Regions from separate parts of the Mus musculus genome. Here region 2 is linked to region 1. A link is a loop called in an ENCODE intact Hi-C map of the cell type or tissue named here. Cell type or tissue: left cerebral cortex. All regions are shown on one strand. Each heading gives the region's core, and the rest is flanking DNA. Links, peaks and the distances in the headings are about the cores only.

What was found. Peaks named below come from ENCODE experiments on the same cell type or tissue, not always from the same donor. Only the 100,000 strongest peaks of a DNase experiment are listed, where the experiment ranks them.
Region 2: it touches region 1 in a loop (2.8-fold over the local background); 3 of 42 quality-filtered maps call a loop at or near these places.

The regions. Positions count from the first base shown.
Region 1 is chr4:7,418,423-7,427,214 of GRCm38, reverse strand. No RefSeq gene overlaps it. Among named protein-coding and RNA genes, the nearest start is that of 8430436N08Rik, 140 kb to the left of the region's middle. In left cerebral cortex, for the core only: no CTCF peak of the experiment used is centred there; DNase peaks (open chromatin) are centred at 2,808 and 3,813; H3K27ac peaks cover 404 bases.
Region 2 is chr4:7,592,803-7,601,594 of GRCm38, reverse strand. The region is part of intron 3 of Gm33752 (a long non-coding RNA gene); the gene reads left to right. Among named protein-coding and RNA genes, the nearest start is that of 8430436N08Rik, 37 kb to the right of the region's middle. In left cerebral cortex, for the core only: no CTCF peak of the experiment used is centred there; a DNase peak (open chromatin) is centred at 5,345; H3K27ac peaks cover 1,808 bases.

The DNA of each region.
Region 1 (8,792 bases), core at 1,861-4,360:
AACATATAGGTAATAGATAGATAGTAGATTGATTGATAGATTAATAGATAATAGATTGATACAAAAATGATAATTCAAATGTTCAACATTCAGAGACTGGTGCAGTTGGAAAATCAAACTTTTAAATTATCATAGCTGGAAACAATCCAGATGTCTCATGATAGAAGAATGGATACAGAAAATGTGGTTCATTTACAGAATGGAATACTACCCAGCTATAAGTATGAGGACATCCTGACTATTGCAGGGAAATGGATGGAACTAGAGAATATCAGGTAACTCAGACCAAAAAGTGCATGTGTGTTATATAATCACTAATAAATGGATACTAGCCAAAACAATGCTAAATACCCAAGATACAGCCTATAGAACTCAAAAACATCAACAAGCTGAAGGGCCCAAGTGAGGATGCCTCAGTCTCACTTGGAAGGGAAAAGAAAGCAGCCACAAGGAGAGGATGGAGGGGCCTGGGAGTGAAAGGGGATAGGAAACAAAGAGGGTAACATGATCGGGATTGGGTGGGGGGAAAGGACTGAGATCCCTGAGGGACAACAGAAAGAATGAAAACATGAAAGAGACCTGGATGAGATGAGAGACTCTAAGGACTCAAAGAGGGGGACTTTAGATGAAATGCCCTTCATTGGGGAGAGAGAACTTGTAGAGCCCACATCCAGCAGAAAGACAGGGCATCAAGTGAGGAATGGGGTTGCCATCCCACAGTCACATCTCTGACTCATAATTGTTCCTGTCTGAAAGAACTACAGGGATGGGAATGGAGAGGGGCCTGAGAATAAGAAGGTCCAGCGACAGGCCCAAAGTGGGATCCAGCTCAAGGGGAGGTCCTAAGGCCTGACACTATTATTGATGCTATTGAGTGCTCACAAAAAGAGACCTATCATGATTGCCCTCCAAAAAACCCAACAAGCAGCTGAAAGAGTCAGATGCTGATATTTGTACCAATCCAAAGGACAGAACCCTGTGTTTGAATTAGGGGAAAGCTGGAAGAAGCTGAAGAGGAGGACGACCCTGTAGGAGGACAAGCAGTATCAATTAACCTGGACCCTGGAGATATCTCAGATACTGGAACACCAATCAGAAAGCATACCCTAGCTGACATGAGGCCCCCAACAGACATTCAGCAGAGGACTTCCGGGTCGGGGTTTAGTTAGAGAAATTGCACCTAAGCCTCAAAAGACTGGAGGCCCCAGTGAGTTTAGAGGTCTGGTGAGGTGAGGATGGGGTATTGCTGATACCCTTGTGGAGACAGGGGACAGGGAGGAGGTATGGCATGTGGAACTGTTGGAGGTGAGCGGGAGGGGAATAAAATCTGGAGTTTGAAATAATAAATAAATAAATAAATAAATAAATAAATAAATAAATAAATATTCATAGCAAAAATGCATCAACCAAGAACTATTAATAAGTAATTTAGGCTAAATGTTTTGACATTATTTTGAGTTGTTAAACTTTCTAGGATGTATTTTACATGGACAGAGCATAAAGGGACATAAGAGTTTTACCAGCACAGCAGGTTGCTCTTTAACAACTGCATAGTGCAGAAATGCATATTGACTGTCAGCAAAATCAACATCCACAATGAGAGGAGCAGGTAGATAAGGAGCCAGTGGATGAAATGCATCCCTGACTAAACAAGAAAAGCATGCTGTCACTCTGGATTACCTTTGGCATAACCGTGAGACATTGACTAAAACAAAGTGGAAACTGGTCTGTTTGCAAAGGCAGAGACCTCATACATTAACAGAGCTTGTGTAACCTGGCCATGGTGGTCATCACCTGTAATCCCAGTACTCCAGAGGTTGAAACAGGAGTAATACAGGCTTAAAAAAGAGAATGCTCTGAGCTAGATAGTGAATTCTAGACTACTCTGAATTACAGTATAAGGCCCTGTCTCAAAACAACAACAAAGTCAATGTCAAACAACAAAAACTAACAGTAAAAGCTAAGTCTTTAGAATTAAAAAAAAACCTGAGAGATGCAACAACTAAATACAACAATCCTACACTGAATTCTCTAAGGGGAAGGGGAAATATAACAGGACTGAAATGGGACTATAGCAGCACATGATTCAAAAGTATTCCCAAAATTATTTTAGAAGATTATGTAACAGTATTTCTGTCCCTAGGTAATGTGTACTACAGTTCTTTAGAGAAAAGAATGTTGAGTCAAACAATGAAGTTTACAAACAAACACATCCACATGTACACACACACACACACACACACACCACAGCAAGTGAAAAAGCTGTTTGTGATATCTTGGGTAAAAGATACTTGAGTATTCTTCATACTGTCATTATTGTGGAACTACAATGTTGGCATATTTTTATGTAAGTATAAAAATTACTTCTAAGTTGAAATGCTTTTTCTCTGAAGCTCTATTCTAAAATTATAAATGTAAGGAAAGATAGAATGCCATTTTATACTCTTTGAAAATAAATTCTAAATGGGATTGGGGTTCTAACATAGAAATGCCAATAAGCATTTTCAAGGATCATAAAATAATTTCAGTAAAATAGCTACATCTTACCTCTTTGAATATAGACTACCTTCACTGCTTTAGGCTTCAAAATAAAACACTGAAAACTGGTGATGGTAGCTTAAATTAGTTTTTATGTTAAATGATTTTACAGTCAATCTGCCTCATTCTTACATCAGAAGTGCCTTACACAGCACAAAACGGAAAAATTTCTCCCTTCCCTATGATGGTCTCAACAAGTCAATATTTATCTTATGTTTAATAATTTAACTTATGGAGGAAACACTAAGAGTGTCTGAACTGTCAGAAAATAAATCCTGAAGGGTGAAGGACAGGAAAGAGCAGAAAGGAACCCACCTATGAAGTCACAAGGATGTGCTTCAACCCTCATTCAGAAGAAAGATTTTATTCTGAAGAATTCATGTTACTATGGAAACATGAAATGCTAATCCACATGCACAAGACAACAATAAGGGAGTCAAGACTTACAAGAGAAGATTGATGAACACACACACACATGCATGCACATGCACACATGTAGACACACAAACATTCTCATACAAATGAAGCCATGACCACATATGCACACACACACATGTAGGCACATAAATGCACATACACCCACACACTTGCACATACATGTACTCATACCCACATATGCACACACACACATGCATGTGCATACACTTGCATACACATTCACACACATGCATGCATACACACAGAGGCAGCGCAAATGTTTGCACATACACGCTCACATACACAAACACACAAGCAACACAAATGTGTGTGCATGCACACACACACAAATACACAAATACATGCACACAATGTGCACACACACATTCACCCATGCCCTCCCCACACATACACATGCATGCACATGCATGCACATGCATGCACATGCACACACACATAAACATCCACACACTCGCATATACACACACAAGTAACACAAATGTGTGCACACACACGCACATATACACATAAACACATATACCCACACATGCATATGCACACACACACACACACACACACACACACACACACACACACACACACACACATGTATCACATGCCACAGAAAAGAGGAGCAGGAAGAGATCTGTGAGAAGTCTACAAAGTAAGACTTTGGGCCTGAAATGTTCCTGAAGTATAAAGAGCAAACACAAGGAGATTCCCTGGTGTCTGTGGCATTGGTTATACTTGGTAAAGGGCCCCATCCAGCCATTCCTTTGAGTACTGACACAGTCAGATGGCTCTGCTCGAGGTGATGAAAGGGGGTGATTTGCTCCTTAGGGTTGCCAGTCACTCGTGTCGTGTTCTGATGCTGTCTGTCTCTTCTCTCTTAGACATTTGGTGTGCCTGGGCACAAGGCAGAGCCCTTGTCAATCACCCAGTGAGGCCTATGACTTAGGCATTTATTTGGCTTCAGGATTCAACTCTTTTCCTTCCCAAAATATATGTTCTGTGGGGGCAGTGTCTTCTCCATCACACTGCACCGTGTGAGTGAAATGGCAAATCCATTAGGATGGCGGTATTTGTAATTTATTTTTGGGACATCTTTCCTTCTCAGGGCCCACTCCAATCAAGAATAAGTGATACCCAAATCTAGGACAAACAAGCATACTTTCTAATGACTTTGAACCTTAAAACAGCTTAAAAGACAGGCTGTGTGAAAAGAAAGAGAGTAAAGCAAATTGGGTTAATTAATCAGCCAGCACCGCCTGTCTCAATTTTATGAGCATATTTCGCTCACCCAAACTCTGTGCTCTAGGCTTCCAATCACAGTCTCCCAGCAGGCACTACCTTCTCAATTCAGAATTTGTTTTCATTGTTTGTAATAAAAGAAAATTATACTGCAAGGCTAATTACTAACCTGTATGGACTTCTCTCTCTCTCTGTCTCTCTCTGTCTCTGTCTGTCTGTCTGTCTGTCTGTCTGTCTCTCTCTCTCTCTTTCTCTCTCTCTCTCTCTCTCTCTCTCTCTCACACACACACACACACACACACACACACACACACACACACACACACACACACACACACATACACACACACAAATGATGTGGATCCAAACGGATACTCGTTTCATCCTTGTTGAAGGCACATTTATTCCAGACAATATGCGGAGAGTAAATGAATTTGGAGAATTTAGTCCTAAAAGGGGTGTTTACATCAAACATCTAATTTCAAGACTAAGGAACCTATGTGGAAAAGGAGGCAGAAACATTGTCAGATAGAGGTATGGATGACTCCAAGGTATCCATCTTCCAGACATAATAGGACAGAAGCACATGTGAATTCACAGAGACTATGGCAGCATGCAGAAGATCTACAGAGGCCCGAGCCAGATGGGTTTCCTTCACAGAGGGAGAAGTGACATTGAATTCCCACCAATAACCAAGAAGTTATTTGTAATTGATACCCTGGCAAAGACAAAGTCGGTTTTCTTCACAGGGTATATCAACCTTACTTCAAGGCGGCTCCACAGCCTGGGAGTAGCTGGACAACATAAAATAAAATCAGTGGGTTCATTGTGGATACTTTGATTCATTTTGATTTGTTTGACTTTTTTTTTTGTCTTACTTATTTTCATTTGTTTTGGTTTTTATTTGTGGTATTTATATTTTGCAAAAGGAGAGATCATAAATTTTGGTGGGTAGGTAGGGGGAGAAGATCTTGGAGTTATTGGGGAGGAGAAAAACATGATCAAAATATATGAAAAAAAGTTTCTAAATAATAAAGAAAAGGAAAAACTGATAGAATTATGAAGATATATGAGAAAGTTTTATCTATATTTGATTTTTCCCTTGCCCTTTGTTATACTAGCTTCCTCTCACTGCTAAGAAATATATACATGTATACATACAACTTATTATACACACATATGCCCAGATACATATGCACACATACTTACATATGTAAATGTGTGTATATGTCATTCCTAGAACTTGGAGTGACAATTAATAACAGACTGTATGAATTTATACTATAAGTGTGTATCCTATTACATATAATATAGCTCATTATGTGTAATTATGAATTAATATGCAATTATAGAATAGCTAACACAATTCATGGAGTATCTACTGCTCTTGTCCTTACTTGTACAGACTCAAAGGTAGAGATTAAATAGGTAATTTTTTAACTTTTCAAATGTTTGACTACTGATTTGGGGCTGCAAGAAACTTCCTATTTCCACACATTGGCTATGGGTTTATGAGCTACCATTTACATCTGGCATTTGCCTTCTTTTACACTAAAAACTTGGTATTGAAATTCAAATCTAGAGTCTCTCACATTCAAAGCAAGACTCTATCACTAATTTATGACCCCAGATTTGCCATCTTGCTTCTCAGTGATAACAAAGGTCTTGACGAAGTAATTAAAACTTAAGCTGTTGTCACACAGCAATGATTAATTCAAAGTGTGGTTTCTGGAAACTACAGTTTTGAGAAGAAGCAACCATCAAGCATAACCAAAATCTGGAAACAAATTAAGGGAATGAGAAAAACGCAGCACAATGGGAAAGGTCAGCAAAGAAGAATCATGAATCTGCAACAGACATCTTTATGATCTGGCTCTGGGTTTTCTCTCCACCATTTCTGAAATTGTCATTTAAGATGACTTCCACATCCCAGTGGAACCTGCTATCCCAGTCTTATGGTTCCTTGTATCTTAATGCCCAGTGAGAGCTTGCCCTCCTTGAACCTCTCAACTGTTTGCTCTCAACCTGGGACATAACCATTTTTTTAAAGATTTTTTTATTAGATATTTACTTTATTTACCTTTCAAATGTTGTCCCCTTTCTTGGCTTCCCTTCTGAAAACCCCCTGTCCCCTCCACCCTCCCTCTGCTCACTAACCCACCCACACCTGCTTCCTGGCCCTGGCATTCCCCTCCACTGGGACATAGGGCCTTCACAGGACCAAGGGCTTCTCTTCCCATGGATGACCAACTAGACCATCCTCTGTTATATATGCTGCTGGAGCCATGAGTCCCACCATGGCTTTGGTTGGTGATTTATTCTCTGAGAGCTCTAGGGGTACTGGTATTTCATATTGTTGTTCCTTCTATGGTGTTGCACACCCCTTCAGCGCCTTGGATCCTTTCTCTAGCTCCTTCATTGGGGGCCCTGTGCTCACCCAGACATTTTCTGGATGCCAACAAGTGCTGATTGACAGAAGCCTATTAAAGCTGTCTCCAGAGAGGCTCCACCAGTGCCTGGCAAATACAGAGGTGGATCCTCACAGCCTACCATTGGACATTACCATTCTTAGTAATGCCACCCCTAATTCATGCAGTGCTTTCTCAGTTCCCCAGAAACCATCTTCAGCCCACTGCCCTCCTCTGCATTCTCTTTGTATGAGGACAAGTAACTACCTTGTCACAGGCACCTCTCAAACACTTCTTCTTTCATTGCTCCTTCAACTCAAATAGCTATCTGGCCTTCATCTAATCTTAAATTACTTGTGCATTTGGGCACAGTGACTGACCACAATGAGAACCATGCTTGGTCATTATTCATTCTCTCTTTTTGATCAATGAATACATCTTTACAGCTGCTCTATAATCATTCCCACTCACATGAGCCTTCCTTCCCACTTCTCTGCAAATATCCCTTGCTACTGAATCATTGTTCACTGCACAAATGCCTCCAACTTCAGAAATCAAAGCCATGCTAGAACATAATCTACCATGCTACATAGGACTTTTTCATATGCTTCCACTCTAAGAACTCTGAAAGTCATAGTTTTGTATGGTTAGACTCAGCTGTCTTCACATCCTCTCCTCCCTCTTTCTTCTACATTTTCTCCCCTTTGCTCCCCTGGAGCTGTTATTGGGATCAGAAAAACAGGTTGTTTTGTTTTCAAATCATCTCTTATGTCTCGCTTGATTTATGACATTATGTGCCATTTATTACTCTTCTGCTTTCATTGATTCATTCAGTCATCTTCTTGAAAATGACTTTCCTCTAGTCCATCTTTCATCCAATGGTCTCTCCTTCTTAATCACTTCTTTGTCTTCTTCCTCTTTTCCTTTTTGAATTTTGAAGTCCTCAGTGCTTGTTTCTAGACAACATTTTTCATGATTTGTATGCTGATGTCATCAAATTGTGCCTTCCGCCAAGACTTTTCCCTGAAACCCACGTTCACTTTTAAAACCCACTTCAATAGTTCTAATAGATGGTCCATATTGTCAAAAATAATTATTTTTCCCTTATTTACTTATTTATTTATTTATTTATTTATTTAAATTAGTATTTTCTTATTTTACATTTCATATGCTATCCCAAAACTCCCCCATACCCTCCTGCCCCCCACTCCCCTACCCACCCACTCCCACTTCTTAGCCCTGGTGTTCCTCTGTACTGAGGCTTACAAAGTTTGCAAGACCAAGGGGCCTCTCCTCCCAATGATGGCCGACTAGGCCATCTTCTGCTACATATGCAGCTAGAGACACGAGCTCTGGGGGTACTGGTTAGTTCATATTGTTGTTCCACCTATAGGGTTGCAGACCCCTTTAGCTCCTTGGGTACTTTCTCTAGCTCCTCCATTGGGGGCCCTGTGATCCATCCAATAGCTGACTGTGAGCATAGACTCACAAGAGACAGCTATATCAGGGTCCTTTCAACAAAATCTTGCTGGCATATGTGATGGTGTCTGTGTATGGAGGCTGATTATGGGATGGATCCCCAGGTGTGGCAGTCTCTAGATTGTCCATCCTTTCGTCTCAGCTCCAAACTTTGTCACTGTAATTCCTTCTATGGGTGTTTTGTTCCAAATTCTAAGAAGTGGCAAAGTGACCACACTTTGGTTTTCATTCTTCTTGAGTTTCATGTGCTTTGCAACCTGTACCTTGGGTATTCTAAGTTTCTGGGCTAATATCCACTCATCAGTGAGTACATATCATGTGAGTTCTTTTGTGATTGGGTTACCTCACTCAGGATGATATCCTCCTCCACACAAAACCAGAAACACTAAAACTTATAGAGGAGAAAATGGTGAAAAGCCTCGAAGATATGGACACGGGGGAAAAATTCCTGAATAGAACAGCAATGGCTTGTGCTGTAAGATAGAGAATAGACAAATGGGACCGCATAAATTGCAAAGCTTCTGTAAGGCAAAAGACACTGTCAATAAGACAAAAAGGCCACCAACAGATTGGGAAAGGATCTTTACCAATTCTAAATCAGATAGAGGACTAATATCCAATATATATAAAGAACTCAAGAAGGTGGACTCCAGAAAATCAAATAACCCCATTAAAAATGGGGCTCAGAGCTAAACAAAG
Region 2 (8,792 bases), core at 4,097-6,596, 170 kb before region 1:
TCAATCTTAGTCCCCGAAGTACTTGCTTTTGCTTATGGAACTAGAAACCAGCTCATCTGAGAGGGGCAGGAATAGAGGGAGGGGCAGGAATAGAGGGAGAATCCAAGGCTTGGAAGATCAACAGGGAAAGGCCAAAGTAGCTGAGAGAGGACTTGCAGAAAGAACTCTTGGCAGTATAGAACACCCAGCTGAAAGCAGACACTTCTGTCTATGTGGTCATATGACAGATCCCCACCCACCATAGTAGAAGACCAAGATAGTGGTTAGTCTTTAGACATAGTACCAGAGTACCTTGCAGAGATGAGTGCAAGACAAGTATAGTACAAAAGAAGACTTTAATGGAACCCTTTTGAGCTTTATTCCAACTCACTGTCTACTTAATCCCCACAACTGACATTAGTTTAATCTTTTGATATTGTAGGGTAGCATTTCTGTCCTATCTATAAACATGAAAACTGTGGCAGTGGAAGTCACTTGTCACCAGTTTGGAGCTATCTTACAGGAAATCTACAGTGTATAGGTTCTGCACACACTACCCATATTATTTCTGTGCATTTTCTTATCTCTTTCTTAGAGTGAAGTTATGAAGGCATTTGTTCTTTCAAAACAGTTATAAGTTGATTTTGTAAATAATACGAAAGTAGTGTGAAGATGTCTTTCTAGCTAAATAGTGTGTACTTAATCTAGTAGATATAGTAGCGTGCCTTTATTTTAGAATAAACTAAGAGCTTAGATAGTATATTTCATTCATATACAAACACAGTATATGGCCAAATATACACCTGAGTCATTCAGGGATCAATAAAGATTTGTTGACTTAAGGACAATATATATTAGGAGGCAGAAAGCTAGACCATGGGGGTTTATTACTTTAGGATTTTTTAAATCAAATTAACACTTTAAATATTTTTTACTTGACTATATTATATCTGTTCACAATGGTTTCTTAGAACAATCTTTATTTTCCTATTTTGTCTGTTAAGTGATGATGTATGTGGCTCTAACAAAACAGCTTTAAGGAATTATTGAAAGGTGCACACCAGTGCATTGAGTTCTAAGCTGGGAATGAAGACTGATGACAGAACCTGTGTACTTTTCACTCCTTTGGATTAATATGTTGCTGGTTTATATGTGCTATTTTAAAGCCAAAATACTCCATTTCCCCCAATCAGCTCTTAATAATTTTCTTACAATTGAGACCTAGTCCCATAGAACACGAACTATGCTTTTCTCTGAATGAAAATAAAAATTAAGCTCTATGACACTAAAATCAAAAACAAACTTTCAAAACAAAGATGCAAAACCAATCAAAGATCTTTTCTTCTTAGGAAAATTATCCTAGTCACTATAATGAATAAGTTCTACATTTGCATGTTACATGTTTGCTTCGCCTTGTCACCTGATGTATTATCTCAGTAAATGTGCTTCTCTTTGTTCCTCTGTATCTATTTTCATTTCAGGAAACAGCAGCCCCCTTAGCTTAACCTACAGTCATTGTGTTGATAAGCCTAAATAAATCATAGTTTGTGTAACAAACCTGTATTATTGTGGTTATTAATAAAGATTCAAAATACATTCAGGATAAGAATGAATATAGTTATAACCATCACATTATCAGTAAACACACAACATTGAAAATTTTTATTTTCCATTTATCTTTTCACCCCGGTAATCAAATGAAGACATTTTTAGTAATTTGTTTTGCAGAGCTGGCTGATTGATTATTGCAAATATAATTTCCCATTCTACTTGTGATCCATTTTCATATTACTTAGAGCATGTGAATGCTGGGCAAGTGCACAATAGTCAGGGTGCAGACATCATTATTTTTACAAAGGAAGAAGGCAGGCTCCCCATTTTTATCATATTCCCTAGAGGTCATATTTGGTAGGTCACATACTCCTTATGTGATCTACCTCATGTGACCAATGCCACCATGCATTTCCACATTGTTTTCTTTTAGCCATTTTCACTAGTAAGAAGATGAACTCAGAAGATTGTCTTCTACTTTTAGGGCTATGACTACAAAACATCACAAATCTGTTGGCTTAGACCAAGAAAATATCTTTCCTCACAATCCTGGAAACTTGAAATCTGCAACACAGCTGCCCTGAGTTATTTCCTTTTGAGGAGGCAGTGAGGAACCTTTTCCAGGCTTTTCTCCTCTGCTTAGAGACAGCCCATTGCTTAATGATTTTAACCCTCCCTCTACACATGTCTGTTCAAATTTTCTCCTTTTTAAGGATGTTGCTCACATTAGATTATGCCTACATTAGTGACCTTCTTTTCACTTGACTCCATTTGTAAAGGCACTTTTTCCAAAGAAAGATGCACCCTAAGGGCCTGGGTTTAGGACTTCCACACTGTAATTACTATATTATAATTTTCCTGCCATGGGGGCAAGGTACAGCATAATGCATAATGGTTGTTTATTCTACTTTGTCTTGTCTCTTTATAACTAAATTTTAGCTCCTCCATGACAGAATTGCCCTAAGGATTTCGATATGGCATCTACAATCAATGCAATTCAAATGCATATGAAGTATTTATGTAGTAGTAGAGACAATATAGTTTTTTAAATCAAATGATTCAAAGACAAATACAAAAAACCCAGGTCTGTAAACCTTGCCTGTGATTTCAGAAACAAAAGTAATCATTATGAATAGATACAGTGGCAATACAGATGTGAGAACACATGACACATTTCGAGCATAATAGGGTATCCAACAAGACTTCACAGATTTGAGAGTATGTTGAGCCAATTGAGGTGAGCACAATGATGAGACTAGCTTTGGGGTGACCTAAGGAACATTTCCCACCAACCTTATAGTTAATGCACCTTGTCTTAGAGACATTCTGTTAGCTTGGCTGCTAGCATCCTCGAAGTGTGCTGCTCCCTAGAAAACCTCAGATGCACTCCTCATATGTAAAAAGGTGTTTCTGGAAGCTGTGAAGATGCACAGGTGGCCAGATACTCCCTTGATGAAGAGAAAAATTTGTGCATGGACTCAGCTTTGTCTGAGTTCTGTGATACTCTCATGGAGCCTCCTAGACAGATTCCTGAACTAACTCTTAGAATTATACAAATGGAACCTTATTTTTCTCTTAAAAATGCCAATTCTCTTCTCTTGTTTCATGTTATTGTTAGTTAAGCTTTCCTGTTAGAAGAAAAGCATTTATTTATTGGATCAGCTGGCACTGATGTGGCTTGCAGATGCTATTGTACGTGGGTACCACTGTCAGTTTTGCTGAAGGGATAATTTACTCTCATAAGGAGAAATCATGAGCTTTTTACATATACTTAAATTTCTGTGACATAATCTGCTTAAATTTTGACAAGATGTTTTAGAGCACAGGGGTGGTTAGCAGCTTGGCTGTTTGACACAATAGTCTTCCTTTGTCAAACAGAGTTGGTTTCATTTATGACTCAAAGTGAAAAGACATGGTCCTAAAGAAAGTTTCCACATTTTCACACTGCTCATGCATATTTGAACTTGATTTTGCTTAGCACCCAAATGAACAACCCATGGGAGGACTTGATTTTAAACCATTAATTGCCACTGAGTTTTAAACCCATCATAGGAGCAGACAGAAAGAACATTATCATGAATCATAAGGATTCGCTGCAAAATGCATCCATGTTGTCACTGAACTGGTTAAGGTCAGTGAGGCAGCACTAAATTGTTGTGACATTTTCCCAGCCCCACTATTACCTGTCAAATTGGAAAAAAAAAATATCAAGGCATCAGACAAGCTTGAGTATTGATGTGCTCACTCTAGTTGTTAATTGAAGTAAATGGATAAGCTCCTCTGTCCGCAACAACAAACACATCTGTTCACTGTTGTTGTTTTGTTTTTAATCTCCTTAACCTTGTGCTTCTTATCAGTCTCTGGGATGTGAAAATGCTCTTTTTTCTATTCACGAATGATGATGTCTCTTGTGTTTGTTCTACACTTTAAAAATATGCTGACAATGTGAAACGTGGAATACTGTGTGAACTTATTTCATGTTTGGCTCATTATGGATTGAGTTATATAAAGTAGGACATGAACAAATTACAAAAGCCAGAACAAGCAGAGTCACTAATAGTCTTATATAACTGCAAACACTCTACATCTGCTTTAATCCATCATCCTCTTGCCTCTCACAAAAAGAAAAATAGCTTCTCTCTCTCTCTCTCTCTCTCTCTCTCTCTCTCTCTCTCTCTCTCTCTCTCTCTCTCTCTCTCCCTCCCTCCCTCCCTCCCTCCCTCCCTCCCTCCCTCTCTCAATATCTTTCTGATTTTTAAGTACAAAAAAGTTTTCCAAATTATAAACTGAAAAGAGGACATTTAATGAGAACGTGGCTTAAAATGAAAACAGGAAATCTCTGCTTTCATTTGAGTGACTCTATTAACTCCTAAAGTGCACTGCAGACAGTGATAGAGCAGAGTAATGCCAAATCATTTGCTTGAGAATGGTGTTTATTGCAATATTTCATTGGCATGAAAATAAAGAATTTATCCCCAATGTTATGCTACATACTAGAATTTTCTTCTATGTTTGTAATGGAAAGACTAACAGCAGTGTAGAAAAAATAAACAAATCAAAATAGCAGCAACTTATTTAATTATGTTCATCTGAGAATTCTGGGTACATCAAGAATATGTTTGTGAGAGTGGGGAGATTAAATATATCGAACGTCAGTGCTTGCTATTTGCTATGGAAGTCACATTAATGAAGAGAGAGGTTTTCTCCTACCTATATTTAGAACTTCTATTGAAGGATAGAAGAGCAACAATCCTGAAATGGTTCCATGCTTGCAAAATATTTGTCCCAAGCATTATGAAGCCTCAGAAAGTACAAAGGCAATTAAGATTCACTAATACAATGTGTGTTAGTTTGCAAAGTAAAATAAAACAACTCAAAGACACTCACAAGAGAGAATGAAGATGAAAGTGGAGAGCTGCCTTCCTGTGTTTTAATGAATTGCATTATTGCAGCATTGTTCTAAATTGCCCAACATTAAAGTCCTGTTGACACTACTGATGAAGAGGGCAGAGACAGCATACTCAGCCTTGTCTATCCTCACCCCTTTTCCCCTTTATGCACTCTGTATTGGCATATTTCCCCCTTCCAGAAGGATCTCCTGAGCTTCCCAAGGCTGTGCCTGGAACTCCAGATTGTGGCCTTTGTAAATAACGTACATAAAGAAGGGCTGTTAAACTCTTGTTGAGTTATTTTTGTTTTGCACTTTGCACCTTCAGTGAATACGGGAACTACTCCCACACCATTTCCTGACAAACCAAATCTTGCTGTGAAGGCTGAAAACGTTAGTCAGTTGCACCCTATTTTTAGGACTTGTAATGAAGAGAAAATGTAGTGTTATAACACCCATCCAAATGCTGGCGCCCCAGTAGACAACTGCAGAGTTTTAAGAGCTAATGTAGACAATTTATACAGAAAGAACTAAATTATGACCAGTTCTGCAAATAAACAGACAACAGATCACTGGGAGTTGTGATGGAAGTTAGTCGTGGTTTGGAAACGCCAAACTTGGTGCTACTAAGAATCACAGATGGCCAAAAATAGCAGTAGCAGATACTTAAGAACTGGACTTGGAAAGATTATAATGTTAGTGTTAAACAGGAGAGTAGAAATAAGGCCAAAAATCTTTGCTATAGCTTTAAAAATTGCATTTCTAAATGCCTAGGACTTTCCAAGTAATAATAATGCCTAACTTTCACTAAGTGGCTACTGGGAACCCAGGTACTGGGTTCACAGTATATATTTGTGAACCCTGAAGAAGATGGTAGTAGTATTAATCTTTTTAAAAAATTGATTAAGTCCAATACAGAGTGATTAACAGGGCCAATGGACCCTGAAGAAGATGGTAGTAGTATTAATCTTTTTAAAAAATTGATTAAGTCCAATACAGAGTGATTAACAGGGCCAATGGATTATATCCCCCGAAGAGAAAACATGGAGAGCAAGATTACATACCCTGAGTGTATTCTGATATACCTATTACCATGGAGACGGCTCTCACAGCTTTCTGTTTTACTCTTCTGAACTTCATATTCCTCCCCATCTAGAGAAAAGTGGGTACAGATGTGAAGCAGTCTATGGGAGGGACCATGTCTCATCTATAGAAGGCCGAAGGTTATTGGGATTGCACAGATGTTGGCCTATGGGGAGTGAGAAGTCAATGATATTTATCTTTTGACACTAAGTCTATCAGTTTCAATCAGTGGCTTTATAAACTTAGCCCCAGATATTCTCAGAGTTCTAGATCTGATAAAAGTCCCCCTCCTTCAATATTTCTCTCCATATATTTGCTTAGAATCTAAGCTCAAGTTTCTGGTTTGCTATACTCCATGAACCATTCCAGGTCCCTGTGAGGCATTGTCATAATGCAATCATGTGTTCAGATATTTATTTCTGACAGGTTATGTCAACTGTTTCTTCCACTGAAACTTTTCCACTGTTATGAGAATGGCATTGGAATTATTCAGGCATCTGAGAAAAATTAAGGAAAATCTGAGTTGGGAATATTTTTTTGGTAGATTGGATTATTTTTAGGCCACTAGTCACAGCTTCTTCTTTGTTACTGTTAGTTGTGTAAGTAATTTGCAGTGATGTCCTGCCCCATCCCTTATCATTTGGATTTATGATTCAATTATGGAGGCTAAATCTCTACGTGATCATGAGTGTGCTACAATGCCAGCACCACAGCACCATAAGCATGAGATGTCTACAGAGGTGAGCATCCATGGGATCAAGCAACTGACTTATGTTTGGGGTGTTGTGATGCTTGGGGGACAAACAAGTTTCAGTCATAACTTGTTATAGGTTATTTGTAGATGGGCATCTTGAAATCTAAACTGTTTAAATTTTTATTTCTTTCTTTCTAGAGCTTTTTCACTGAATTGCATGAACTCAAGCCTTAGAAAACAGATATGCCCAGCTCAGAAGAGGTTGACACATTGTCAACCAGAAAACCAGTGAGCTCTGCAATCATCATCTTAGTGAAAACTCACACTGGCATGGCTGGCATGTTTTATTCTTTCAGGGCAGTAGAGAAAGGAATAAACCAGCTGAGAGACCCATTAAGATGTTCATTAGCAGAAGTTTTCTCTGGTGTCGAGCAGAGGCTCTTAAGTTGCGGCTCTAGTGCCAGAACACTGGATATAGCTGAAGAAACTGGTCAAAATATAAATTCTCAGGCTATATGGCACAGAAACAGAAACTCCAGTTACCCCAGAAATCTACGTTTTCTGAATGCATTCTTGTACAGGATGAGGACACATGCTATCCAACAAGAAAATGGCCTAATGCCTCTTTATTCTAAGGGACTAGATGGGAGTGACACCGGTGAGTATTGCTCCCCAGGAGTGTTTTGTGAGCTCCACCACATATGTTGAGTTGGTTTTGGAGTCCTGCGGGTCCTGAAAAGCATACTGAGCTGGTTCTGGAGTCATGTAGGCACTGTGTCAAGTATTTTCAGCTGATTCCTCTTTCCTCCTTGATATTCATTTCAAAGGCTAGAGTTAATTCGTATATATCTACTGTAATCTATAAGAAAATCCACTCCCAGGACAATATATAAATAATAATAATAATAATAATAATAATAATAATAATAATAATAATAATAAATAAATAGGAAAATATGATGTTAGGATTAGGGAAAAATCACTGCAATACTTAAATAATCAGATTATTCTCCCTAGCAAGTCATTGAAATTAATGATTTTATTGTGTTTTCTTAATACATTTGAAAAATAAAACTACAAAAATCTCCTGTACCACAAGAGTGATGTGTGCTTTGCCCCACCCAGTTCTCAAAGGCCAATACATTTTCTTTATTGTTGGTTTCATATAGAGGATGCCTTTGATGTTTGTAGGGATATGGTTAAAGATAATTACAAGGTACTTTCATAACTTTATGTTGCAAAGTACTTATAAAACTAGTAAACAACAAATTGTATCATGACTAGCTTTTCAATAAGTCATCATTTAGGGTGACCTATAATTTGTAGGACAAGACCATACCTGATTTCATGGTCAAGTTTGCTATTATATCAGCAAACACAGAGCAGGGAAACCCACTTCAGTTTTTTTTTTTTCTGTAATATATATAGAACATTAAAGGTACCTTCTTGCTATCTAGGAGATTTCCTCTTTGTCATAAGCTTTTTCTTATTTAAAACAATAAACCACTCCAGTTCTAAAAACCCCATAATAAAAACATAAAAATCCACCACGAGAGCAACATTGATCACCGATATTCACTGAATTACGTAATTTCAGGAGGGGCAGTTAGCCTTTGCTACAACTACATTATCTGCTAAAGGTCTTAGATGCTTTCAAATCTTTCTATACAAGAAGTTGATCATTTCTTTAATTTTCAAATAACAAGTGTACTATATTTCAAGTATATATTCTCACACTAAGCAAAATTCAACTGTTTCATAATACCAGATGCCACCGAGATTAAAGCAATTCAGTAGCATTTCCACAAGTCCTTCAAGGATAAGAAGGCAGAAGTCACTCCACAGACATTGCAAGGTTTTAGGAGAAATGGGACCATTCATTTCTCCATTATTCCATCTTGATAGATTCTTTACATCTAGACATCTCCTCAGGTGCTCTAGATTACTTGATCTGTTGTGTTTTAACTTCAGTAATCTCTTATGGTCTTTTTTTATTTCTTCATCACCAGTTATAATTGGGAATGGATACCTAAACCTCACAGGGTTCATGCAGCCATGCAGCATGCGAAAGATCCTGACAAGTTTGGCTTTCTGCCT